Linked DNA regions of Mus musculus: regions 2 and 3 are each linked to region 1. The links are chromatin loops, found by intact Hi-C in ENCODE. Cell type or tissue: heart. All regions are shown on one strand.

Region 1 (4,000 bases):
ACAACTACATGAAGGCTCACAACCATCTGTTCAGCAACTATGTACTCAAATACATAGAAATAAATAAATAAATAAATCTTTAAAAAAGAAAAAGAGACAGAGAGAGAAGGAAAGAAAGGCAAGAAGGAGAGAAGGAAGGAAAGAAGAGGAAGGAAGGAAGAGGAACAGAGGGACAGACAGAAAGAAGAAAAGAAAAAATAAAAAATGTTAAGTGAAGGTTCCCACTGAGGAAAGGATGGGGGGGGGGGGTGCAGAGAGCGTCCTGAATAACCTCTGGCTAGAACAACTAAACTGAAAGTCCCTCCTGAAGGCGGGGATGCTGCCCAAAGCTGTCGGGGGGGGGGGGGGGTGCTGTGATCTCTGTGCTCTGTAAAAGTGCTGTGGGGAGCTGTTGAGGCCAGATTCCAAAAACCTGTAAGGACCCAGCTGGATTCAGGACCCCAAATCAGAAAAGAAGCTAAGAACTGCGTGTCTTACAGAAAACTGCTTTTCTTCCCAACGATGACCTCATTCAAATGAGTTCCAGGAGGACACATGTCCAGAGGTCAGTGCTAGCTGGTCACCATGGCCTTTAGGATGAACTGGGAAACCTGCCCAGGAAGCAGGAAGGCCAGTACTAAGACACAGTCCGAGGTACACTCTTAGGAAGGTCATGGCAAAACTGGGAAACAATGGAGTACTTCTATGACCAGAACCGTGTCTGAGCAAAGGCAGCCAGTGGCACGGGGAGCCAGGTGAGCAGCTGTGTGGCTGTAGGTAGCTGGGAGGCTCTATAGCTGTGTAGCTGTAGATAGCTATGAGGTTGTATCTGCAACCTTTCTCCACTGTGATAAATTCTCTGAAAGAAACAACTTAAGAGGAAAACGATCCGTGGCGGCTTAAGATTTGGAGGAGTTTAGTCCACTATGGGAAGGGGAGCTATGGTAGTCGGAGAGGCCGGCAGCTGAGGCAGGGGTTAGAGTGGATCAGGAAGCCAGACACAGGCTGGAAGCAAAGCAGAGTTATAAACCTCAAGAACACACTCTCCAGTGTCTGATTCCTCCAGCTAGGCCCTAACTCTTAAAGACTCCATAACCTCCCACAACAGAGCTACCCAGCTGGTGGCCAAATGTTCAACCATGAGCGGGGGCATCATTTATCCACAGTCACACTGGGGGCAGCACCCTGTCCTCCATTCAGGCTGTGGAAGAGCTGTTGGATCATTAACACAGGAGCAAGGTAAAAGATCAAAAGAGACCCACCTGAGGGAACCCAGGGATGATTTCTGAGTGGCCATCATGAAAACCTAGCTGATACAACAGTTACCACCAAGCAGCTGAGAAAACACTGGGCTTTTCGCAGCTGTAGAAATGCCAGCAGGGCCTTGGGCCAGAATTTGCAGAACCTAGCCAGGCCCCAAAGTCCACGATAGCTGGTGCTCCAGCAGAAGTGCTCCCCCCGCCTGGGGAGCTTCGGCTGGAACTGGCTCCTCCTACCTGCTGCCATTCTGCTGTTATCACTGTCACCAGAGGCTGGAGATGCCTTATAAGGAATGTCAATAAGGTGTGTTCATTCCATGGACAGTGAGACCCAAAACTCATCACGACCCCAGCCCTCCTCCTCCCGTGATAAGAAATTTCTGGTGATTTTGAGAAGGGAGATCGTCAAAGAGTCCCCCCACCCTTCTCAACGTATCCATCATGGTACATAGTCAGCTTCCCTGAAGCGGGGTCCCTATTGTCACCTCAACATGTAACCAGCTAGTGGATTAACCAGGAGCTGATAATTTGTAGGTATTCAAAGGGTAAATAGGGTTTTCTTAGAATTAGCACATTGGGCTTCAGATTCATAAAAGCCAGCCAGCAGTGCTTTCTTTCCGATGTGTTTTTGTGGAGGTGGGGGAAAAAAGCCTAAATGCTCCAGAATTATTCATGAAAATCGCTTCCTCCAATCCTGCTTTTATTACAGTGGGTCCTCCTAAGTGGCTCATTAGCTTCTAATTGTTAGCGAGAGCTGCTCCTAAATGCATGGGCTCGCCAACTAAAAGGCATGCCAAGTTGGTGAGCTGCTGCCATCTAGTGTCGAAAGATGGTAAGAGGTGAGCCCATTTTGAAGCTTCCCTGGATTCGTCTTATTCATCACCATGCCCATGGGTCAATGGGAAGCAGATTTGTCCATTTGAGATAAATTGAGCCATTCACTGAAGGTAAAACACACAGTGTGACATCATCCTTGTTATGTCTACGTGAGTAAAATCTTGTTTGCTAGAAACACAACCCAGGGCAGGGAAGACAGCATAAAGCGAGCAAAAGGATATGGGTTTGGATCTGCAGAGCCCACATAAAAAGCTGGGCATCGGGTCATGTGATTATAATCCCAACTTGGCCTCTGATGGAAAAGGGACTTGAGATGGGTAGTAGGTCCCTGTGCTTTCTGGCCAGCCAATCTAACCAAACAGCAACCTCCAGGTTCAGTAAGAGATCCCATCTCAAAAAGGAAAAAAAAAAAAAAAAAAAAAAAAAAAGGGTCTATGAAGCATCCGCAAACATAGGCATACATATGCCTGTGTATACATGCACAAGCACGTACAAGCACAGGAGAAACTTGCCCCAGGACTCAAAGGTTAGAAATAGAAAACGTCTGTGCTGATTTTTTCACTGCAATTATGTCATAGTTTTTTTTTTTTAGTGAGAAATTCTAAAATGTAAATTAATATTTTCACCCTCACACAGTGGGCTTTTGGTAAATATCAATAGGAAGGTGGAAAGGGTAATGGAAGCTGGGACTCTGGAGCTGTCCCAGGGCGGCGGCCGTGTATTCTGACAAGGTGTTGCTGCTGAAGCGGTAGGCTCAAGTTGACCTGCAGATGACACAGGGGAAGAAAAGGCACCTTGTGCTAACTGGATCTGTCAATCAACGCAGGCTAGAGTCACCTGAGAGGAGGGCGCCTCATTTGAGAAAATGCCTCCATAAGATCCAGCCATAGAACATTTTCTTAATTTGTGATGATGGGGAAGGGCCCAGCCCATCGTGGGTGGTGCCATCCCTGGACTGGGAGTCCTGGGTGCTATAAGAGAGCAGGCTGAGAAAGCCAATAAGCAGAAACCCTCCATAGCCTCCATGACCTTCGTATCAGCTCCTGACTCTAGGTTCCTGCCCTGTTTGGGCTCCTGTCCTGACTTCCGTTCACTGATGAATCGTGACAGTGACGCTTCAGCTAAATAATCGCTTTCCTCCCCAAGTTGCTTTGGTCATGGTGTTTCATCGCAGCATTAATCATCCTAAGACACACTTCTTCTTTTGAAGGAACAGGCTATTGGCAGTTTGTTGATTGGATTTAGTTTGTTTTCTTTTCTTTATTTATATTTATTTTTATGTGCAGTTGAGTTCTGTCTCTGTCAGATCCTGGAGCTGCAGACAGTTGTGAGCTGCCACGTGGGTGCTGGGAATTGAACCCAGGCACTCTAGAAGAACAGTCGGTGCTCACAATTGCTTAACCATCTTTCTAGCCCCTGGGTTTGTTTTCTTAATCACCAGTGTGGGGTACATGACAGTCTACTTCTAGCAAGTTCATAAGCATCAACAGTGGCATCACTGTGCTATATAAGTAGAATGAGAGAAACAGGAATGAGTGTGCTGCAGACAAGTGACAGGTGTGGGGACAAGGACTCACAGGAAGGTATCTAGTGTCACAGATCTTGGGAGACAGGAAAACCAAGAGGCCAGTTTATTTGCATGGGAATATTTTGGTCAGTGAAAGAATAGGTCTTTTTGGTCCTGCTGCCCTGATCCTGAAATCTGCCAAAGGTACACAGAGTTCTCACCACCCAACAGACTCCCCTTGAAACCTCCTCCCACCACCCTAAGGGGCATGTCCTGCTAGCTGTATATCCCCACAAAGGCTATTCTCTGAAGATGCTCCTACACCTGTTACATTATTACATGAGTTTTTAACCCATGACAAATTGTGTCTCTAAAGAAGGGAAATGTGTTCTGCAACTCACAGAACGATCTCTTGTTT
Region 2 (4,000 bases), 350 kb before region 1:
CTTTGTCTGAATAATGCTGTCCTTTGACATGCAGAATCTTTTCAGTTTCACAAGGTCCAATTAATTAATTGTGGATCTTAGTGACCATGTTAATAGTGTTCTGTTCAGAAAGTCTTTTTCTGTGCCAAAGAGTTCAGGGCTATTTCCCACTTTCTCTTCTATCAGGTTCAGTGTATTTGATTTTATGTTGAAGCCTTTGATCCATTTGGAGTTGAGTTTTGTGTGAGGTGACAGGTATGGATCTATTTGGATCTTCTAGATGCGGCTGCCCAGGTTAACTAGCACCATTTGTTGAAGATGCTGTTTATTTTGTCTCCATTGTGTATTTCTGGACTTCTTTATAGGTGAACACATGAATTCTTTAATAGCACAAGTTGTCTTTGAGTTTCAGCATAGACTTTCTAAGCACTACTATGTACTAGCAACCTGATTTCCCTTTAGTAATCTGAATCTGTCATCCCGGCGACTTGTCATTGTCTTTCTGTGCCCTTCACTTCAGTAGTAGGAGGAAACCCAATAGTTGTTGTTGGCACTCCTGGCCTCCAACCAGCAGAACTCAGCATCATGGAAGGAGATGAAGAATCCTGCAACTGTTAGATAAGAGAATGAGCAGAATTATCCTCCTCTAGAAAGCCAGACTGGCAGGAGGAATGACATCATACATTGCCTGTCATATACGTTTACTAGTGGCTGTCTGTGAGAGCATATTCTTCTAGACTATTATACCCTAACTGGTACATTTAAAACTTGAGTTTTGGTTAGCCCATTCCTAGCCTGTTACCTGGGATCCCCTTGTTTTCTAGGACATGGGTCAATCCAGTGAGATTGAGCAGGTGTCGTGGCACACACCTGTGGTCCTAGCAGTTGGGAGAAGCTGTCTTGGCACACACCTGTAGTCCTAGTAGTTGGGAGAAGCTGTCGTGGCACACACCTGTGGTCCTAGCAGTTGGGAGAAGCTGTCGTGGCACACACCTGCAGTCCTAGCAGTTGGGAGAAGCTGTCGTGGCACACACCTGTGGTCCTAGCAGTTGGGAGAAGAAGGAGAATTGAGAGTTCAAAGTGATTCTTGGCTACATAGCAAGTTGGAGGCCAACCTAAACTATGTGAGCCCTGCATCAAAGTGAACCCTGCCTCAAAACAGTGCTGATAAAAACCAGTGCACTCCACAAGGATGTGCTGTGAAGCAAAAATCCATGGACTACCACGAAGATTGTATTACCATGGTGTCACCGTGACAAAATATCTGACAGAGGAAACTTAAGGAAGGGCTTATTGGGGTTCGTTCATCCTTTGAGGGTATAGTCCATCATGATGGTGAAGGCATGGTAGCAAGAGAGAAAAAGAGTGGGGGGAGGGGGATGGTGGTACTCAAATCACTTTTACTCTCTCCAGAATCTCAGCCCATGAGAGTACAACCCAAGTTCAACGTAAATCTTTCCTTGCAGTTAAACCTCTCTGAGAATGCTTACACACACACACACACACACACACACACACACCTCAGTTTGTTTCCTAGATGACTGTAGATCCATTGAGTTGACAATGGTGAGGAAGCAACACAGGATAGTGGTGTTGTGTGATACGTCCCAACTCTGAGAGCAGATCCAAATTTGGACTAGAATTAATTTTGATGAGGAAGAAACACTCCCCTTTCTGTGGTACAAGAGTCCCATTATAATCTGGGCTGCCACTAGGTGGCAATGGTTCTGTACTAAGGACTCAGCTGACCTCTGTTCTTGACATATGGGTCATCTGATCATTCTTTAAAGAGGGGAGTCACGCTAGCCACCTCAGCCACTAGTACCCCTTTGTATTTAAGGGGGAAAGGCTGATGTAGAGAATGGCCCCTTGTTCATCAGCAGTGGCTGTCTTTTGGGAAGTGTATTAGTTATTTTTTCGCCTCTGTGATTAACAACTCAACAGCACAAGGGTTTATTTTGGTTCCAGGTTTGAGGTTTATAGTAGCAGGAAAGGCAAAATGGCAGAATTGTCTTTGGTGAGGGTGCCATGTAGAGCTTGATACAACTGTGTGCCCACATCTGGGCAGATCAGGAAGCAGAGAGTTGGGTGGACTTCTGCTTAGTTTCCTTCCTCCTCTTCAATTTTAGCTCATGGGGTGGAGTCATTCACATGCAGGGCGGGTCTTCTTGTCTCTGTAATCTTTGGACAAGCTCTCACAAATGTTCCCAGAAGTAAGTCTCCCAGGGTATTCTAAGGTCAGTCAAGCTGACAACAAAGATGAATTACTTAGAATCCAGATACACACTGGCTGTGAGTTTCCTAATACTGTTCTCCATCCAAGAGTAGACGTGTTCCTACTGAAACACGTCAGAAACAAGGCAAGCATGCCAGCAATCAACAGTGGGGCCCCAAAGGGGGAGAGAAAATGTCTTCTCTCAGAAGCCTTGAACCTGCCTGCCAGAACCATTTGCGAGAAAAGGAAGGGTGAAGCCTTTTTCCACTTCCTGAGTTCCCATCTGTCAATGTTCATGGAGTGTTAACCTCTCCTCCTTTTGTGTTGTTTGTGTGATGTTGCTGAGCCAATCCTCAGGGCACAGATGCACCATCAGATGGCACCTGAATGAGATTGGGTAAAGAAGTCAGAAGTGCTGAAGAGCTCCCAGCATAGAGTGTACACCAGGACAGGGGTTGCACCTTAGTGGCAGAGAACTTGTTTATCAAGAGCAAGGTCATAGTCTCAATTCCTAAAACTGCAAATAAGCATTATTGTCAGACAGCTGTAAGAGAGAAAATACTGTCTGATTTGCATAAATATGATTATTTATATAGAAAATCAAAGGGATATCACAATGTAAAGTAATTGATAAGATTGCAACAACCTTTCCAGACTGAAAAATATATGAAGTCCACACTGTATCTGCAAACTCTTTAGAAAAAGCATTAGAGCTGGGCCATGGTGGTGCATGCCTTTAATCCCAGCACTCAGGAGGCAGAGGCAGATCTCTGTGAGTTCAAGTCCAGCCTGGTCTGCAGAGTGAGTCCTAGGAAAGCCAAGGCTACACTGAGAAACCAAAGGAAAGAGAAAGGGGTCAGGGAGGGAGATAAAAGGCAATAGAAAAAAATTCCTGTGTCTGAAACAAAGATGTTAAAATATGATAAAATTCAATGGAGACTTAGAGCTGTTTGCGATGGTGGTTTCTCCGTTCTCTGTGTGTAGTACATTATTTTGTTGTTGTTGTTATTTACGTATATGGGGGAGTATATGTATACTTGTATGTTCAGATACCTTTGGAGCATCAAATCCCTTGGAGCTAGAGGTATAGGCATTTGTGAGCTGCCAGATGTGGGTGCTGGAATCTAAATTCTGGTCCTCATGACATAATAGCATCTTAACCACTGGGCCATCTCTCATTAGTATCCATAAAAAGTGCTTTTGTAAAGGGTATTTTTAAAGGCTTATTTTATTTTTACTTATGCATATACGTATATCTGTGTGGGGTATACGCATATGCCCAAGGAGGCTCATTATTGGGCTCCCCTGGATCCAGAATGACAGGTGACAGTAAGCTCCCAACCTGAATGCTGGGAACTGAACTCCACCCAGTCTTCTGCAAGAGCAGAATACACAGTTAACTACTAAGTGCTCTCTCCAGCCATATAAAACCATTTTTAAGCAATTAAGCTAGAATTTAATATGAATCAATCAGCATCCTGACTTTATTTTCTGTGGGAACTTTAGCTTTGCTCTCCCTTGGATTGTTGCCCTTGTTATCTGGTCAGTGTTTATGGTTCTAACAGGACTGCCAATAGCACTGGGAACTCTCCTGGAAACAAACCAAATACTCAATGAAAGGGAGTCACAAATGGAAGACTAGATACCTATTTCAGTGTTGTGCCTGACTTGTGAATCCTAAAAGGCCACCAAGGAGTCAATTCTGATGCAATCCCAGTAGGGTCTCAAGCTTGAGCCACACAGCTGTCTCTGACACAGCAGAAATGGAGGGTGAAGCCTCAAGCTCTCACCAGGACAAGGTTTTAT
Region 3 (4,000 bases), 190 kb before region 1:
CCAGCCTTGAATGATTACAAAGAAAAACTGGTGGGTTTTGATTCAGATTCCCAAGAGAAGCTTGGCACGGCAGCTCACATCGGCAGCCCTATTACTTGAGAGGTGGGGGCAGAAGAGTCAGGACTTCAAAACCAACATTACTTACATAGAGGGTTAGAGAAAGAAAAGGAAACTTTCATTGGCCTCTCTGTAGACTGTGCTATCCCCTGCCAATCTTGCTCTTTGGGAGTCCTTCCTCTGCGGTTGTCAACCATGAGTGTCAGAATGTGGCTGACACACACCCAGTGGAGGCTTTAGGAAATGTGTGGGTTAACTAGAGGGGAAGGAAGGAAGGAAGGAAGGAAGGAAGGAAGGAAGGGAGGGAGGGAGGGAGGGAGGGAGGGAGGGAGGGAGAGAGAGAGAAAGGAAAGTTTGGGAGTGAAAAGAAGTCTTGATCTAATACCACATTTTCATATTCAAGAAGGGATAGAAGGCAGAAGATAGCCCCGAGACTGACTTCTCTCGTGTCGGATTTGCATAGTTGAGCCCTGACCTCAGTCAAGTGGCACAAGATAGCAAGGTGTAGCAGAGAGGAGCTGTAGGGGATGGTGAAATGATCCACTCGAGGTAGTTATTGACAACCACACTGATTAAGCCACTTAAAATTTTTAGTCCTTTTTTAAATGGCTAGACCAAGAGCGGGTTTGTACCTCTGAAAAGTCTCTTGTTTTCAAAGCTCAGGAGACCAGCATTTTAAAAGGTAAAGCACAATGACATCCGTCTCGGAGGCTCAGGGTGCGAGGTTATATTGGGTGAAGAGTTTGGGTGACCCAGTAACATCTGCGTTCTTTGTAAAGCTCAGCTGTATTTTCCAGATGCTACATGGTACGCTTGGACCATGGTCAAGGCCATGCATTGACAGTCTCAAAAGTGTTGCTGCCAAGGCGAATGTGGCTATATGGGGGTGGAAGGCTGAGAAGTGACCAAACAGACACAAAATAAAGTTAAGACAGGATGACATTACCTCAGTCACTTCACCGGAAAGGAGACTTGCAGCCACGCCTAGTCCGATGTATCCCGAGCAGGTTCTGTGGGCTGAATTTGCTGTACTAGGGGATTTTGCTGATGTTATCTTAGATCTCATCTTAGAGGGATTACAGGCTACTCTTGATCTCTGACATACCCTCTGGTTCTAAAGATGGAACTTGGAGCAAAAGCACATGATGAGGCTCCAGGGTCCAGGATCGACTCTCTAGGCATGCTGCTACAGTTTGGGTAAAGGTTTAGAGTGGTGACTGCTCCTGCTTTCGAAGATAGCCTGGGAATAGACTCAAGCTTTACCAGCTGCCGCTAGAAGATGGAAAAGTCTAGAAGCAGATCCTTCTCTGGTCTGTTCAGGGAAAGGCCTCTGCTGACATCACAATTTCAGATCTGGATATCTGGAAGCATAAGGTGATAAACTAACAATACTCCAAACCACAAACCTACAGTGGCTCTCTATGGAGGCAGAGGGAAATTAATACCTGAGACTCTTGGTTTCTTTAGTGAAGGGAGAGAGAGACAGAGACAAAGAGAGACAGAGACAGAGAGACAGAAACAGAGAGACAGAGAGAGATAGAGACAGAGACACAAAGAGAGAGATAGAGACAGAGACAGAGAGACAGAGACACAAAGAGACACAGAGAGAGGCACGCAGATGTCTATGGAGACCAGAAGAGGGCGCCTGATCTCCTGAAGCTGGAGTTACAGGCCATTGTAAGCTGCCCCATATCAGGTGGTGGAAACCAAACTGCAGCCTTCTGCAGGAGAAACTCAGCCAACTCTCCAGCTCCCACCATCTCCATTTAGTCTATGTTAATAAATCATGGCCGCTGACAAGAGAGAGAGAGAGAGAGTCCTTTGTGCTGAACACAGCTCCTCATTCTTGGTGTGTATTTTAACTTCTGTGAGCACCAGCATAATCCTTAGGTAACAGCTCTCATACGTATCACCGTTTTACAGGTGGAGAAACTGAGGCCAGGATGCTATTGTTTTGTGGCTGCTAAGTTAGCTGCTGAGAGTTTACACTGGACATGCCAGGGCTGACATCCAGGGACTGTGTCAACTACATCCTAAAATGGCATCCCATTTTAGCCCAACAGCTCCAAGGGTCAACAGCTATTCTCATCTTAAGTTAAAGAAAACTTGGTACAGAGCCTGTGCTACACCTGTTCCCTGTCTCTGCCCCTCTGTTGTTTCCTCATATCTCTTCCCTGCTAGGCACCATTGTTGCCAGAGCATCTGAGATCACCTCCCCGGGAGGTGCTCAAGAGGTTATGCACTAGTCTGGAGGGAAGGATACCGCTCAGAAAACCCCTTCTTTCCCAGGAGACAGGGAATGGTAAACTTGCATGCTGGGTGGACTTCTTGGTGATGCACCTATTGGAGGGCCTCATGCTCTTGAAGGTAATCTCTCACCCTCACCCCTGTAGGTTACCCCTCACTCACCTCCTGTAGGTACACTGAGTTTGATCCCCATCACCCATGGAAAAGCAGGGCAATGGGGAGACTGGAGAAAGCTGGAGAAGCTTGGAGCTTACTGGTCAGCCAGCCTATGCCTTTCAGCAATTCCAAGTCCCAGTGAGAGACCAGTCTCAAACAAACAAAGCAACATGGACAAATGACCTCCACATACACATGTGTGAGCATGCGTGTGTGTGTGTGTGTGTGTGTGTGTGTGTGTGTGTGCGCGCACACACACACACACACACACACACACACACACACACACACAAGGCTAAAGAGGTAGCTCAGAGAGAGAGAGCATTTTCCTCTTATATGCATAGCCCTGGATTCTCTGGCCAGCACTGCAGCAACAACAAATTTCAGTGTGAATGGACTCTTAAGTAGCGAGAAAAAGAAGAGTGAGAAGGTTCAAATACCCATATCGAGGGCAACTCTTCAGAATCTGGAGATGTGGCTCAGCTGTTAAGAGCACTGGCTGCTCTTGTATAGGACCCAGGTTCGTTCTCAACACCAGCGTGGTGGCTCACAACCATCTATAACCCCACCGAGTTGAGTTCGCATAATCCATGTATTCACTCAGCAACTATTTACTGCCCACCTACCAAGTGCCACGACTATTTCTAGGTCTTCAGAACTCTGTAGTCAATAACTTGAGTGGTTGAGTGTGAGGTGTAGTAGGGTCCCAGGAGCGAGGCCAGCCTGCAGTTGCAGTCTGCAGATCAGGTATTCCCATTTCAAGTCACTCCTGTGCCAGCAGACTCACCTGCCCTCCCCCAGCCGCTGTTGGCTCCTCTGACGCACAGCAGACAGAGGAGCTCAGGGATCGGGCTCTGCTCGAATAAATTACCACGCCACAGTGTTCATGCATAAAACATGGTACAGAAGACTGAGAGAGGCTGGGCCCCAGGGAGCTCAGCCCAGCACCCGCCTTGGGGCCAGTCGGGAGTTAAAGGAAGGGAAGTAAAGGAAAGCTAGAGATAAAATAAGCCAACGGAAACCCCAGACATTAAAAAAGAGAGAAGGGGGGAGAGCAGCTTTAAAAAAAAAAAAATTTTGTCATTTTTATGCGTCTGGACCGACTTCCGGATTTGCTGTGAGACCTTTGGTGGCGTGGTCATGAGGTCTTAGGCCGCTGTTTGGGGACCATGGTGTTGCCTTCGCGATTGCACTGGATCAGAAACAGGCCATGGAGGGACAGGATCCGGAGGCGGCGGCTCCACCGTGAGTGTTCCCAGAGGAATGGCCCACACTTTTGTCCCCACCCGATTTGCTCTACACACTTGTCCTCTTGGGTTTTTCTCTTCTCGCATCCCTTGTTCTTCTTGTACCTACTTCCAGGGAACTTCCTCTTTCCCAGTCCGGCCTCTCTCTTCCGTTTCCACAGCCTCATCCCTGTTAGAAGTAACTAGATACAGCTTGCGCAAAGTGGCCGGCAGGGGAGGGCCTCTTTACTCCCCCCGTCTAGATGGGAAAACATACATTGTTTGTGGTGTGTGAACTGATGAGTACAAGAATG

Evidence for each region. A loop is a pair of places that touch in the nucleus more often than their neighbours do. Peaks named below come from ENCODE experiments on the same cell type or tissue, not always from the same donor. Only the 100,000 strongest peaks of a DNase experiment are listed, where the experiment ranks them.
Region 2: a loop joins it to region 1, with 6 times the contacts of the local background. A loop is called at or near these places in 19 of 42 quality-filtered maps.
Region 3: a loop joins it to region 1, with 7 times the contacts of the local background. A loop is called at or near these places in 32 of 42 quality-filtered maps.

What each region holds. Positions count from the first base shown.
Region 1 is chr13:24,685,462-24,689,461 of GRCm38, forward strand. All of the region lies in intron 8 of Ripor2 (RHO family interacting cell polarization regulator 2), which reads left to right. Among named protein-coding and RNA genes, the nearest start is that of Ripor2, 49 kb to the left of the region's middle. In heart, a CTCF peak has its summit at 2,063 (motif pointing left); a DNase peak (open chromatin) is centred at 2,040; H3K27ac peaks cover 811 bases.
Region 2 is chr13:24,336,362-24,340,361 of GRCm38, forward strand. All of the region lies in intron 1 of Cmah (cytidine monophospho-N-acetylneuraminic acid hydroxylase), which reads left to right. Gm11342 (predicted gene 11342) reads right to left here. Exons shown (of 4, transcript NR_167750.1): 3 at 891-1,021; 4 at 338-590. Among named protein-coding and RNA genes, the nearest start is that of Cmah, 11 kb to the left of the region's middle. In heart, a CTCF peak has its summit at 1,687 (motif pointing right); a DNase peak (open chromatin) is centred at 2,130.
Region 3 is chr13:24,497,983-24,501,982 of GRCm38, forward strand. It overlaps a transcript of Ripor2 not described here. Among named protein-coding and RNA genes, the nearest start is that of Gm22013, 13 kb to the left of the region's middle. In heart, a CTCF peak has its summit at 1,681 (motif pointing right); no DNase peak of the experiment used is centred here; H3K27ac peaks cover 891 bases; H3K27me3 peaks cover 419 bases.